Regions from separate parts of the Homo sapiens genome. Here all the other regions are linked to region 3. Evidence: chromatin contacts called from ENCODE Hi-C or POLR2A ChIA-PET data. All regions are on one chromosome and are shown on one strand. The core of a region is the stretch at or near the end of the contact, and the rest is flanking DNA. Distances in the headings are between cores, read along the strand shown. Region 1 holds the start of ATP6V1D (ATPase H+ transporting V1 subunit D). Region 2 holds the start of PCNX4-DT (PCNX4 divergent transcript). Region 3 holds the start of PPP2R5E (protein phosphatase 2 regulatory subunit B'epsilon).

What was found. Hi-C counts contacts between places; a loop is a spot of excess contacts on that map. ChIA-PET counts read pairs that join two places held with the same protein, here RNA polymerase II (POLR2A). Pooled maps may share reads with other maps.
Region 1: a loop to region 3 is called in a map of CD4-positive, alpha-beta memory T cell, with 11 times the contacts of the local background. The contact joins the promoter of ATP6V1D here to the promoter of PPP2R5E in region 3. A Hi-C loop is called at or near these places in 1 of 168 maps with a recorded cell type or tissue (CD4-positive, alpha-beta memory T cell) and 9 of 50 pooled maps. POLR2A ChIA-PET finds 5 or more read pairs at or near these places in 1 of 52 experiments (CD8-positive, alpha-beta memory T cell).
Region 2: a pooled map shows a loop between it and region 3 (12-fold over the local background). The contact joins the promoter of PCNX4-DT here to the promoter of PPP2R5E in region 3. A Hi-C loop is called at or near these places in 7 of 50 pooled maps.

What each region holds. Positions count from the first base shown.
Region 1 is chr14:67,358,527-67,363,073 of GRCh38, forward strand. ATP6V1D (ATPase H+ transporting V1 subunit D) reads right to left here and starts at 1,278. Exons shown (of 9, transcript NM_015994.4): 1 at 1,132-1,278. The coding sequence starts at 1,172. EIF2S1 (eukaryotic translation initiation factor 2 subunit alpha) reads left to right here and starts at 1,802. Exons shown (of 8, transcript NM_004094.5): 1 at 1,802-1,930. It also overlaps a transcript of GPHN not described here. RefSeq lists enhancers at 389-1,175, 1,018-1,237, 1,258-2,057.
Region 2 is chr14:60,089,092-60,093,482 of GRCh38, forward strand. It overlaps PCNX4-DT (PCNX4 divergent transcript), which reads right to left and starts at 2,655. Exons shown (of 5, transcript XR_943918.4): 1 at 2,612-2,655. PCNX4 (pecanex 4) reads left to right here and starts at 2,832. Exons shown (of 11, transcript NM_001330177.2): 1 at 2,832-3,328. RefSeq lists enhancers at 2,653-2,782, 2,873-3,062, 3,026-3,659.
Region 3 is chr14:63,539,991-63,544,718 of GRCh38, forward strand. It overlaps PPP2R5E (protein phosphatase 2 regulatory subunit B'epsilon), which reads right to left and starts at 3,387. Exons shown (of 14, transcript NM_006246.5): 1 at 2,789-3,387. LOC112268140 (loricrin-like) reads left to right here and starts at 2,794. Exons shown (of 1, transcript NR_158218.1): 1 at 2,794-4,674. RefSeq lists silencers at 2,883-3,022, 3,063-3,202 and enhancers at 3,439-4,430, 3,493-3,702.

The DNA.
Region 1 (4,547 bases), core at 28-2,527, 3.8 Mb after region 3:
CTTCCTCACTGAAAAGAAAAAGGGAAAGCCAGGCGCGGTGGCTCCCATCTATAATCTCAGCCGCCAGGGAGGCTGAGGCCGGAGGATCACTTGAGCCCAGGGGTTTGAGGCTGCTGTGAGCTCTGATCATACCACTGCACCCCAGCCTGGGAGACCCTGTCTCTTATTAAAACAAACAAACAACAAACTAAATAAAAATAAACAGGATGAGGAGGAGAAAGGGAGCAAGTTGTTAGGCACATTTGAGAAAACGTCAAAATTTTCCTTACAAACTAGCCAAACACCTACAGTGATATGCCATTTTCCTGACAAAGAATTCAGGCCCCAAAAGAAAGGCAGCCCACAACTGAGCGTATTCCCAAGCATGAGTTCTTTCAAGAAATATTTTTTTGTGGACCTTCTATGGATTAAGACACTCTTTCATCCTGGAGAGAGCCCACAGTCTAGTGGGAGAGAAAGACACATAAACAAATATCTACTTTACAGCGTGATGACCGGTATTAACACAGGTCTGAACAAGGTGCAGCGGTGAGAGAGCAAAAGCAGTGCCTCAGAAACACAGGGATATCCTCTCACAGCAGGTGACATTTGGCGGGATCTTGGAAAATGAGTAAGGGGATCCAAGATCGAATCCGAGGGCTATGCTAGGGCGATTCGATTCCATCCCCACTTTGGCTTAGGGACCTCTTCTATATCCTCAGTAAACTTCCCTTCTCAGAGCATTTATTAAAACCTCCTTGGCCTTTCCAGACGAATGTCTGGCTACGTAAACTGTGAGCTCTGTAGGGCAGAGGTGGCGACGGTTCAGTTATATAAATCCAGTGCCCGGCTCAATAAGGGTATGTGGAATGGATGAATCCATTAATGAATAAAGACAGCAGACCTCCACAAAAGCCCGCCGGCCGGGCGCCTTTTCCTACCGGCTGGGATCGCTTCGTCCAGCCTGATTCACTCAGGAGGAATGCGCGAAGAGGCCGTCAGGAAGCCTCGCCCTAGACTCAAGAAAAGAACCTGGGAAAAGCTCAGGATCCTCCCAGGAAACAAGGACCCTCACTGTGGCCCAGGGTCTGAAGGGACCGCGCTCCGGGTTCCTAAACCTGTGAAAGCGGCTTATCCCATTCCTTTACTTACATTCGCGAGGGAAAGATTTCAATTCGGTCTTTGCCCGACATTCTGACGATAACTTTTCGGCTCGGGTCCCCGGCCGGGCAACCGAGGCTGCAATAGCTCCAGAACTGGCCTCCACAGTGTCTTCCTCTACGGGAGTCAGCTGGTTGTGTCACTTGACCCCTCTTGTTGCTAAGAGGCAGCAGGGACACCCATTTTCACTTCCGCTTCCGGTTGTCACAGGCGACGAAGGGGGAGGACAGAACAGAGGCGTTGCCCGGATGTCGAGGCGCGCGCACCGCGGAACCACCCCTCAATTCCGGTTCGCCTCCCAACCCCTCCCCATCCAGCTTCCCTGCGGCTGCGCAATACGCGGCACGCGCCAGGCCAAAGACTAGGAGCGAAGCGTGCACGCCTTGTCTTTCTCCACCTTTCGTCTTTGGTCACAGCGCCATCTCATGGTTAGCTGAAACTTTGAAAGAGGATTCATTCTTCAGAGGCAAGGAATCGGAGTCCTATGTCTTTCTCGCGCCTTGAAGGTTACTTAGCTAAAGCTAAGATAGCGAGAAACAGTACTTTTCAGGTCCTTCCATGATCTACATTCGTCCTTGTTCTCGGAGGACCCAGACTCTATGGTTAATGATGAAGAGGGGCCTCTATTCGTTCAGCGCTTGCGCATGCGAGGAGGTTCCGCATGCGCGGTGGAGTGAGCGAAGCGCACGCTGAGGAGGATCGGCGGCCGGTGAGGGGGAAGCAAGTCTGGTCTCTGTGATTGAAGAAGTCGGCTCTGGGCTCCAGTGCGGGAATCACACACATACCTCAGGTGACTAATCCCAAGCTCGGTTTCTCCAGGAACTCACTTTGGTTTGTGTCCAGTGACATGGGTGTTCGAGAGCGGGTAGGCCCCGGGCTAATACCTCCCTTTCCCGTCCCTGCGCGGGAAGTGGCTGGACAGCACCGCCACCACCCGCGCTGTCGTGGGCCTCCTCGCCGGCTCCGTGTAGGTCATCCTGTGTTCCAGAGGCATCGTTGTTCGAGCAGAGGAATCTCGTGAAGGAAAGTGGGCCGAGTGGATTGTACAGCCTCTACAATATGCCGAAAGTGAGAATGCCATGACGATGGGGCGGTCTCAGGAGAACGCTGTGACACCGTAACTCTTAACCCCGGCTCAGGACGCTGAGCACTTTGCTTTTTCCAGGCTTGAGAATTCCATCTTTTCTTCCGCCCCAACAGCTCTACCAAAAATTTCCCCTGCGTCTCAGTGGAAACCAAACTGGCCTCTTACCTGAGAAACCTGTGGGACGGGCACCGTGTTGGAAAGAGCGGGGTCCGAGTAGTTTTTCATCTGATAATTGAATGAGTCACCCCTTGAACCAAAACTAAATGAGACTTGAGTTTATTACTGTTACTATCAGTTTGTCGTATTTTGGCGACAATGAGAATAGAACTGTGTTAAGCATATGTTAGGTTAACTATGTTAGTTAAGCATAACTAAAACCTAAGATAAGGATATATTTTCGGGTTAAATACACAGTCATGCTGAGGTCTCTTTATCCTCAAAACTTAGGCTTTTTAAATTTTTATTAAGCAAAAAACATGGTTTCTTCGAGAAAAAGTATAGCAGAGAAGTCTTTATTTCCCCTCAATTGAGTTGTTATTCAAGGAACAATCTCTGTCAATAGTTTGGGGGTGACTTGTACAGAACTTTGCTACCTATTCTTAGTTCATCTGGTGCCAAAAGATGTAGTTGTCTCATGCACAGTAATGTTTGTAGAGATTCGGTGATAACTTTCTTTTTCAACTATAATGATGAAATAAAAGCTTTACTTATGTAGCACTCCTATACCAAGAACTAGCATTCAGAGAGCATTCCTAATACGTGTTAGATCCAAATTAGAATTATCACGAGAGTTGTCCCCATCACATAATATATTTTGGAAAGGAATGTGAACTTCTATATCCATTATAGCAGTTTGACCATGCACTGTTTTGAGAAAGAAGTCCTACCTACCATTTGTCATGCAAAATAACTGACTATGCAGGGTATTTGAAATTAGCCTGGAGTTTGGTTGATATATTTTGAAAGGTGGCTGATACTTTTTACATCAGAACACATAAGAGTATTATAGCATGTTGTGATATTGAGGTTCTGTGGGTTAAAGACATTCTGGATTTGATGTCGGATTACTTGAGTTTAGCTCCTACGCTAGTACTTATTAAGCATTTGTTCTTAAGGAAGTATTATAATTTAGTATTTCTGTTCCACCTTTCCTGTTCATTGCTTCACTGTGCCCTTTCATAGTACTTTGTATTGTAATTATTTGCTTGCTAGTTTGTTTCCCACTCTATACTTAATTACTTAGGTAAGAGTCTTTTTTTTTTTTCTTTTTTCTTTTTTCTTTTTTTTTTTGAGACAGAGTCTCTGTTGCCCAGGCTGGAGTGTAGTGGCACGATCTCAGCTCACTGTAGCCTCTGCCCCTGGGTTCAAGGGATTCTCCTGCCTCAGCCACTATAGTAGTGGGATTACAGGTGCCTGCCACCACACCCAGCTAATTTTGGTATTTTTAGTAGAAATGGGGTTTCACCATGTTGACCAGGCTGGCCTCGAACTCCTGGTTTCAAGTGATCCACCCGCCTCGGCCTCCCAAAGTGCTGGGATTACAGGTGTGAGCCACTGCGCCTGGCCTGGTAAGAGTCTTTCTTGTTGTATCATTAGTGCTTAGTACATAGTAGCTACTGAAAAAAAAATTAACAAATTATTATATTACAAAATGGAAATACCTTCTTTTTCTTTCAATATTTTATGTTTGACTAGCACATAATGGTTTTCAAAATGTTTTTACGTATACATGTGATACCCTCAGTAAACCTGTGATGTACATGGCACAGATGAGAAACTACAGTTCAAAGGATGTTATCTTTCCCAAGCAGCCACTTCTAGTAAGTAGCAGAGCAAGGACTGGAACACAAGGCTAGAGTTGTTCCCCGAGTTTACTATGTTAATTGCCTGATTTGACACTTCTTGAGGACCAAATAAAATAAGAATGCTGTGAAAAAGATAAAGAGGTGAAGTCACCTAGTGTGACTTCGATATTGCGGAATGATTTTTTTAAGTTAAAAAAAAAATTTAAGTTATTAGCATTTCATTAGGCAATATGTTCAAAAATTGTCAACCAATATGCAGGTTTTTGTGGTATGGATTCTTTTTGTACTTAACTACTATCTATCTTTACTATGAATAACATACCATCAACAGTATTCCTTTACTTACCCTTTATGTTGCAAAGAGACTTGTGCCTCCTGAAGAAATAGTATTCATAGTCATATCCCTTCAGGATTCTCTTACATGATTGCCCATGTTTTTTAACCATCAAATTAAGCCTTGCTTCCCCTAAAAGCATCACCTTTACTGTTTGGAGAAGCTTGGTAAGTAAATGTGG
Region 2 (4,391 bases), core at 1,405-3,904, 3.5 Mb before region 3:
CAGGTCTCAAAGTAGATTCATTATCTTTCTTCCCAAAGCTATTATTCCTCCTGTGTTTCTTTAAAGGCACCCGGAACTGTGAGCATGATTTTGCCTTCTCTTTGGCCCATACCTAGTGCTGCAGCTCTGCATTATTTTCAGAGACTTCTGGCCAGTGGTCTCTGGGAACAAGGCAGAGTGAGGGTTTATGGTGTGGGTTTTGCTTTTGTTTTACTTTTTAGCAAGAGAAGTTAACTTGGGTATGAACTGAAAACGGGCATTACCATTACACAATAACACGTATGTCATGATAATGCCTGGCTAAACATCTTCTCTGGCTGAAGCAGCAGTTCCAGATTTTTCACAATTTGTTTCATTTTATGTGAATCAGCAGGGTAGGAAAAAATACACGAATCTTGAAGACATACAGATACGGACTCAACTCCAGATGTCATCACTTATTTTACTTTTCTCAAGCTCAGATTCCTTACATTTGAAATAATAATAAGCTACCTCATAAGGTTAAGATTAAATGAGGTACACAAAGTACTGATTCTATGTATGCTCTAAGTATGTGTTGAATGAATTAAAGAATAAATGTTCCCCTACCTGGAATACCTCTTCTCCCAGCTAACTCTGTTTTTGTTTTTGTTTTGTTTTTTTTTTTTTGAGACAAGATCTCACTCTGTTGTCCAGGCTGGAGTGCAGTGGTGCAATTTCGGCTCACTGCAACAACCTCTTACCTCAGCCTCTGAGTAGCTGGGACCACAGGCGCACACAACCACACCTGGCTAATTTTTTGTATCTTTTGTAGAGACAGGGTTTCACCATGTTGCCTCAAACTCCTAGGCTCAAGCGATCCTCCTACCTCAGCCTCCCAAAGTGCTAGGATTGCAGGCAAGAGCCACCACGCCTGGCCCAGCTGTCCACTCACCCTTTAAAAATGGATTGCAACCATCCTTAATTTCCCCAGAATTATGTGTCCCACTTTGTTTCTGAAGCTCAGCGCATACCTGTTTATCACATACACTGTAATTACTGATGTCCTTGTTGTTCAAGTTATGTCCTTGATGTCCAAGTTATATTTTGGTAAATTCCTTAAGGATCATGTTTTATTTGACTTTATATCTGCAGCAATTAGTGTAGTTCCTGACAAATAGGAACCACTATTCCCTTCACTATTTCAATAAATGTTGAATGAATATTTTATACACAGCTAACCAAAGGGCTTGTACCATATGCCCTACTAATTTTATTCTAAGAAAGCACGATGTTCAAATATATTTGAAAAACAGCAGATATTTCAACAATAAACATGTTAATTCTGCTTGGGTCATATGTAATGCCCATGAGAAGAACAAGCATAAATACAGACTCTCTACATAAAGATAATAGCTCATCCTTACTAAGCACTTAAGCTGTGCCATTTACTCTGCTAAGCAATTTACAATTATTTGATTTAATCCAATGACATAACTCTCTGCGGGTTAAGTTCTATTATTTGCCTTATTTTACAAGATATGGGGAAACTGAGCACTAGAGAAATTACATAACCTCAAGATCTCACAAGTAGTAAGCAGTAGTGCCAGGGTTTCAACCCAGACTTCCTGACTCTGGAGCCTCCACTCTTAATTACATGAAACTCAGACTTCTTGGCGGTAAGTGATGCTTCCGAGATGCTTAATGTGGTACTCTGACCCGCAATGAGTGAGCTTCAATGAGAAAAACTATGGATGGACCAACAGCACGTTTTCCCATATTCTATCAAATCGTGAAGATACCAAACTATGAAAGGGTCTACCTGCAAATTAAGTCCTTGAAGACAAGTATATGTATATCCGGGGTTTTCTTCCACATGCTTTCAACACACTACACTTTTGCTCTGGACACAATATCTTAAAAATAAATAAATAAAGCTTTGGCTTTTAATATGAACACAGTAATTATTTTTCTATTACGACCTGAAAACCTAAATACTTAAATACAAAGTCAGCATTTCCAAGACAGCCAAGAGCCAAGAATTAAAAAAAAAAAAAAATTAAGGCCGCATTTATAGTTTTGAGGAATGGAGATCCAAACAAAACAGTCCACAAGTCATCTTGGACGCTGAAGTGTGCAGAACTGCTAGGGCATCTACCCAATCACATGGGGGAATTGCGGGTACCTTGATACCGACAAGTTAGCTTCAAAGTTCCCTTACCCGAGCCTCTAAATCAGCTGAGACCAATCATTGTTAACGCTCTCCGGGGCCGTCTTGAGGACTCCCAGTTGGCAATCTGGAACGTGTCCAGAACTTGGTGGGGCGGGGGGGGGATCATATTTCGTGGAGAATGGGGGAGGTGAGCCCTGGGTATAGGGATAACTTTTTAACTAGCGTTAATTGGGGTCTTTGCGGCCAGGCTGTAAAGATTCCCGCCACACTAATATGAATCAGCCATGGCCTTTTAATTGGAACGCCGGAACTCTGCCTTGTTTTATTAATATCTTAATAACACGTTTCTATAATGGACATGTTGGTTCCTTGTATTTTAAAACGCAGCCACAAACTGAGGCGATAGCGATCACGTTATGCAGTCCCCAATCGTCCAAGCCGAATAGGCTGCATGAAGTATCACTCAAAAACATTCATTACCGTCGGTGTGTTGAGTGGTAACGCCAGTGTGCGAATTCATTAATGGAAATCACGGGACCCCGAGCGGTTGGAGATCTGCCACACCCCTCTGCCTGCGTTAAGACAGCCTGACCCGACCTCTGGTAAATTAATGCGCAAAATGGCGGTTGCACGTCTGTTTCCCCACCCCGGCGCACAATCCTGAGGAAGGACGTCACGTCACCAGGGCAACGACGCTCTTGCGTAAAGGCCCGGCCCAAGGGAACGTTCAGGGCGTCTCGGCTTTCCCCGCTGCTGCTTCTGCTAGGCCCAGTGCGAGACCAGAGCACGAGCGACTCCCGTCGTCCCCGGCCAGGCAGATGTTGGCCTAGTCCTGGCGCGAACGAAGCGCGCTATTTCCCTGCTTCCTCTAGGCCAAGCCTGCTTTACGGCAGGGCCCGCCTCGGGAGCGAGCACAGACCGGGGCAGCGAGGCCAGCCAGGCGCCGACGAGGTCCCCGAACGCGCACGCGCTCCGTTCAGCTCCGGGTGGCGGCCGCCGGAGTAGACGTTAGCCATGGAAACCGAGAGCTGGCCCGGGCGGGGCCGCGGTGAGCTCGTTATTCGGCCGCCGCAGCTTTTCTGCCTCCGCATTCGGGCACTAACCAACCTCCCGGCGGGAGCGCCCAGCCCGAGTTTACCTGCAAAAATGCGGTCCCTGGGATGCCTTCGCGTCTTCTCTTCCCTCGGGTGACTTGAGGTACGTTCGTTGTCCGACGTCCACCTCGGGACTTCTTCGGCATCTTAATGTCCAAGCCTGTGCGGAGAGCCAAGTTGTTCTAGGGGCTTTCATTGCCACAAGAAACATATTTTTCGTTTTTCGTTGCAAAACCTTTAAGTGCAATTATTGCGCTTAATGAACTCAGTCATTAGAGATAGTAATTCAGTGTGATTTTAACTTTCCTTTGAAAGACTACTTTAGCCTGTTGAATTGTAGCATTTTGTTTCTAAGAGACTCGTACGAAATGGAATATGGCACACCCACCCGGAGCTGTGTCCGTTAGGTAGAACTGTACTCTCGCAATATCTCCAACTAAACCTCTTTTGTCCGAATTGTTCAACTCATGGCCCCCTGAACGTGAAGCGCTCCTTCCCCACTGATCTCGACCTCTGTCCCCACAACCTCTTGTCTCTCCAGGACCAGAATTTACTCCAGTGAATCGGAAGTTGTTTTCCATGCCGCTGAATTGGTTATCTGCTCTGTATCCATCATTTTTCACTTACTCATTTTTTACTATTTTTAGGTGTTTGTTTTCTTCATTAAATCATTCCTGCAGTTAGGGCAAAGACTGCCCTTCATGTTATTTGGTATCCACCGCCACTCACGCCAAATCCCCAGACCTTTAGCATAGCATCCAGTTCAGATGTTGCCTTTTCACGAATTTAACTGTTTGTAGCATCTGTTGGCTGCTCCTAAATTTCCTACTTAAAGAGCTGCCTTCTAATTATTAACTGCTGTGGAAAATACCAATCAGGGAAGCTTTTTCTTTTTTAAGAGCTTTATTGAGATGTAATTTACATTCAATACAATTCACCCATTTATAGAATTGTGCAACCCTTACCACAGTCAAGTTTGGAACATTTTCATCACCCCAAAAAGAAACCTTTTACCCTCAGCAGTCACCACCTCCCTCCCCCCATTATCCTTACCCCACCAGCCATAAGCAATTACTAATCTGTTTTCTGTCCCCATAAATTTGCTTATTTTGGACATTTCACATAGACGGGAAAATACAATATGTGGCCTTTTGTAACGGGCTTTC
Region 3 (4,728 bases), core at 2,137-4,636:
GGCAGGTGCTTGTAATCTCAGCTACCCGGGAGGCTGAGGTGAAAGAATCGCTTGAACCTGGGAGGTGGAGGTTGCAGTGGGCCAGGATCCCGCCATTGCACTCCATCCAGCCTGAGTGACAGAGTGAGATTCCGTCCTTTAAAAAAAAAAAAAAAAAGGGCTGGGCCCGGTGGCTCACACCTGTAATCCCAGCACTTTGGGAGGCCGAGGTGGGTGGATCACTTGAGGTCAGGAGTTCGAGACTAGCCTGGCCAACATGGTGAAACCCTGTGTCTACTAAAAATACAAAAATTAGCCAGGCGCAGTGGCATGCACCTGTAATCTCAGCTACTCAAGAGGCTGAGAAGGGAGAACCGCTTGAACCTGGGAGGCGGAGGTTGCGGTGAGCCAAGATGGCACCACTGCACTCCAGCCTGGGCAACAGAGCAAGAGTCCATCTCAAAAAAAAAAAAAAAAAAAGCCAGGCACAGTGGCACACACCCGTAATCCCAAGGCGGGCAGATAACTTCAGGTTGGGAGTTCGAGACCAGCCTGACCAACATGGAGAAACCCCATCTCTAATAAAAAAAAAAAAATACAAAAATTAGCCAGGCATGGTGGCGCATGCCTGTAATCCCAGCTACTCGGGAGGCTGAGGCAGGAGAATCACTTGAACCCGGGAGGCGGAGTTGTGGTGAGCCAAGATCATGCCATTGCACTCCAGCCTGGGCAGCAAGAGGAAAACTCCTTCTCAAAAAAAAAAAAAAGAAACAAACAAAGAAAAGAAAAGTCATATGTTAACAGGAAAACATGAAAATTTAGTGAAAATAATTTAAGTATCACGGAAACAATATGAGAACTCTAATGTATTGTGCCACTCCATTATAAGCATTAAAGATACTCATCTAGGCTTAAAGAAATCTATGCTGCCTGCCCATTTTCTAACTGCAAAGCTCTTCACATCTTCAAGTAATTTTTGGAGCTATTCTGTAACTGGAAAACTTCCATTGATACATTTTCCCAAGATACTTAATATTATGAATGGGTTCTGGAGTTGAAAAACCCTTAGTGTACTTCAAGAATCTATACCAATGTATCACAGCAAGGTGAAATTTACTACTACTGAAACTATCTAGGCATAACTTTTAATGGGATGTGCTATGTTAGCTATGATAAACTATACCACACTGCAAATGAGGACAGGCTAGATTACTTTAAACAAAACACATAAAAGGCATAATTAAAATATTTCAAATAAGTCTTCTTTTTGAATGAAGCCACCTTACGTTATTAACGCTTAATAAAAACTATGAGAAAATCAAGCACCAAAGTTGAACTGAAAACATAAATTCACAGCCTACTGAAACAACCAAGTTGAGTTCCCTTGAGGTTTAGACCTTGAAGTTCATCATCAAATACCAATTTTCATTCCATCAAACTTACGGAACTGAATAGCACTTTTGAATTGTTTAACCCTCTCGAGTTATTAAAATGAAGGCTATTTCCTGAAAGTAACAAGCGTTAAGCTTAATTTCATTCACCAAATTAAACAGATGCCATCATTTCCATGGCACTGAGGCTTCATGCAAGACTAATGGCAGACTCGGATAGAAAGAATGCATATGGGGGAAATGCTGAAATGCAATTACTCACCTGTCATTCCAATAGACAAGACAAGTGGTTTTTAACTTCTAAATAAAACAGTAAGGGAATTTCTTCCTGAACACGTGAGAATAAAAAGTTACCTGGATTACGTGGATTTTGACAATGTAAAAATAACAAAAACATTTTAAAACACATGCACACATATGATGTTGACGTTTGGAATTTGGAAGTCTTCTTTGGTTTTCTTTAAAAAAAAAAAAGTTTTTAAAAATCTACCTAATTTAGCCTTAATATAATGTGATGGATTCAAAATAGAATCACAAACTATGAATGACTATAGATGTTAAGATCACTTTAAAATATCAAAATGACTGCATCAGCCAAAAGCTCCACATCTTATTTGTACGTTGTAAATTTAGGGGCCGATTTTCCATTCGGGTATGTGAATTATTTAGACTTCACTCTAACTCTAACACTACAACATTTCAGTAAATCCTCTTCCTCCATCACTCTTTTCGTCTCTTCTTTATTCCTTATCTCTCATCTCTACAGACGATATATAGGTAGCTTTTAAAAAAATCATTTACCCCTTATGCCCGAGGCCCAGAATAAACGTCAAGGATCGCAACCCTGAAGCACTGCAAAACTGAACGTAAGGTAACAGCGGGTCCGTGCAAAGCCCAGGGAAACAGGTTTCGCCCTGGGCCAGGGCTCCCGAAGCTTTATCATCCTCTAATCAGCAGGCATGGGGCATTTCCATGGCTCAGGATAATCCAAAGGGGGTAAGGGGAAGTAGGGAAAGACAGGGAAGGGGTTTGTCTGTGGGGATGCTTACATACTCCCTTTGCTCCTAACCCACACCCCAAGCCCTGGAGACGATAAGCTGCTAGAGAATCCTCCTCACACCAAACCCCTCTTTATTCCCCGCCCCCGCCAGTGGATAAAGGGGGGCAAGAAAACGCCTCCAATCCCAGAAGGTGGAGAAAAAGGGGGGAGGGGGCAGAGTGAATGAGAGGTATCATCAGAAGCATTTGTAGGTAAATCAGACAAGTGGGACGGGCGCTCCCGCTCCCGCACCCCACCCCACCGCACCCCTCGCCTGCCCGGCCAGGCCTTCCCAAGGCCGGTGCCCCATAGGTTCCCCAGGAGGACCGGGAGGAAGAAGGGAAGCGGGCGAGCCGCGGTGCTGGAGGGACTAAGTTACCTTGAAGCTTCTGGGGAAGAATCCAAAGATGATCTGTGGCTTGGAGGGGCGGGAGACGGGCGAGGTGGCCGCAGCGGGGGCGGGCGGCGGGACCGGGACGTGCAGGGGGAGGTCCGGGCAGCTGCGGGGAGCCTGGGGCGACGGCTGTCCGGTACGGGGTCCCTCCGGTTCCGCGGCGGCGGAGCCTCTAGGCCTCACGGCCGGACCCGAACCTCAGCGTTCCGGTGGCGGCGGCGGCCTCACGATCCTCCCCCGCGGGCCCGTCCCATCAAATCGGCACCGACCCCGTTGCGGCTCCGCCGGTGGCTCCTCGCTCACATTCCTGGCGGGCGGCGCCTCAGCTCGTTGCCCCGGACCCGGCGGCGGCGGCGACGACGTGGGGAGGGGGGGAAGGGAGGGAGGAAGACTGGATCTGCAGCGGCAGCAAGAGAAGGGGACAGAATAAGGAGGAGGAGCCGCAGGAGCTGGAGCCGCCGCTGCCAGAGCCACCTTTCGCTACCCGCGGTGGGTCCCAGTCAATGCCCCTTTCTCTCTCCTATTGTCAATATCACCGGGCGGCTGAGTCCATGGCACACGCGCAACCGAACCTTCTGGCCAGCAGCGCCCGCCTCCGGCGCCCGCCCACTGGAGACTTCAAACGGGAAGCGAGGCCTCATTGGCCAGTATCCGCCTTCACTCCCCTGACAGCATGTTCGGCTGAGACCTGATCAGGGATTGGCGGCAGGAGGGCGGAGAAACGGGAGGGTGGGAAGAGAGAAGGTCGAGGATTGGGCCGAAGCTTGAGGAACCCGGATGCAGCCGCGATCTCGGGCGGTGCAGCCGCCGCTTCCGCCCGGCAGTGGGGCAAGCTGAAGTGAGAAGCCGCTGGGCCTGAGAGGAGCTCTTTAATTCCGGGAGGTGTGCGACTAGCGGATCAGCGGGCTGGCTTTCCGTGCTGTGCGGAGCCTTTGGGCGGCGGTCGTCTTGGACCGGAGGATTCCAAGGGCTCGGGTCGTCTAAGGGTCGGGGAGCCCCGGAGACTTGATCCCGCCCTGCAGCTAGTGTGGCCCCTCAGGGTTTGGGGAGTCCCACTCTGGACGGGACCCTGTGATGCGTAGGCAGGAATAAGATCCCCCGCCCGTGCCGGTGTGCCACTGCTTGTGTAAATGGGCCCCTTGAAACCCCCAGCAGTCGCTCTCCGCTGAACCTTCTTCGAATTTTCTCTCACCTCATCTCCTTTTCCTTAAACGTCTGTTTTGAATATCAGACCCCTGTAGCGTTGAAGCCAGCGCTCGTTTAATTAATGCAGGTGGGAACGCTGTCGCCACAGTTTGCAGTCTATTCATTCAGAATAACCCGCCAGTCAGCCGACTGCTCAGAGCTCGGAAAGACCCAGCTCCAAACTAGGAGTTTCGAGATTTTAATTGGCAAGTTGGACCCGAAAGAGTTAATGGAGAAGACTACTTAAATCTATCTAGAACAAGTGATGAGATATTTGGAGATGTGTTTGCATGCTTGGTGAATGCAGACGGCCAAATGGTACATTTCCAGATAATATTCTTGGATTAATGTATTTGAATGCACCCTACGTACATTTTTTGAGAGGAAAAAAGGAAGAAAGAAATTATTAATGCTAACTACAAACGTCAGAGTACCAGTTGTTCAAAACTTAGAAATTGGGGGGGGGGACAAAAAAATTAACATTCTTATTTTCTCAACTCAGAGATAACCACTTACAGTATTTGCATACTTCCTTTTAGTATTTTTTCTCTTTATGTTAATAATGTGTGTCGATCTGTAGCCTAGTTTTTTCCCTCAGCATTATATCATCTTTTCGATACGGTTAGGGAATAGAGCTATATATAAATAAAACTATATGTACCATATGTACAAGTGACAACGAAAAATGCATTTGCATTTCTCCTGTTTGTGTTGTTAAACACTAGAGTTTTGAAATTTTC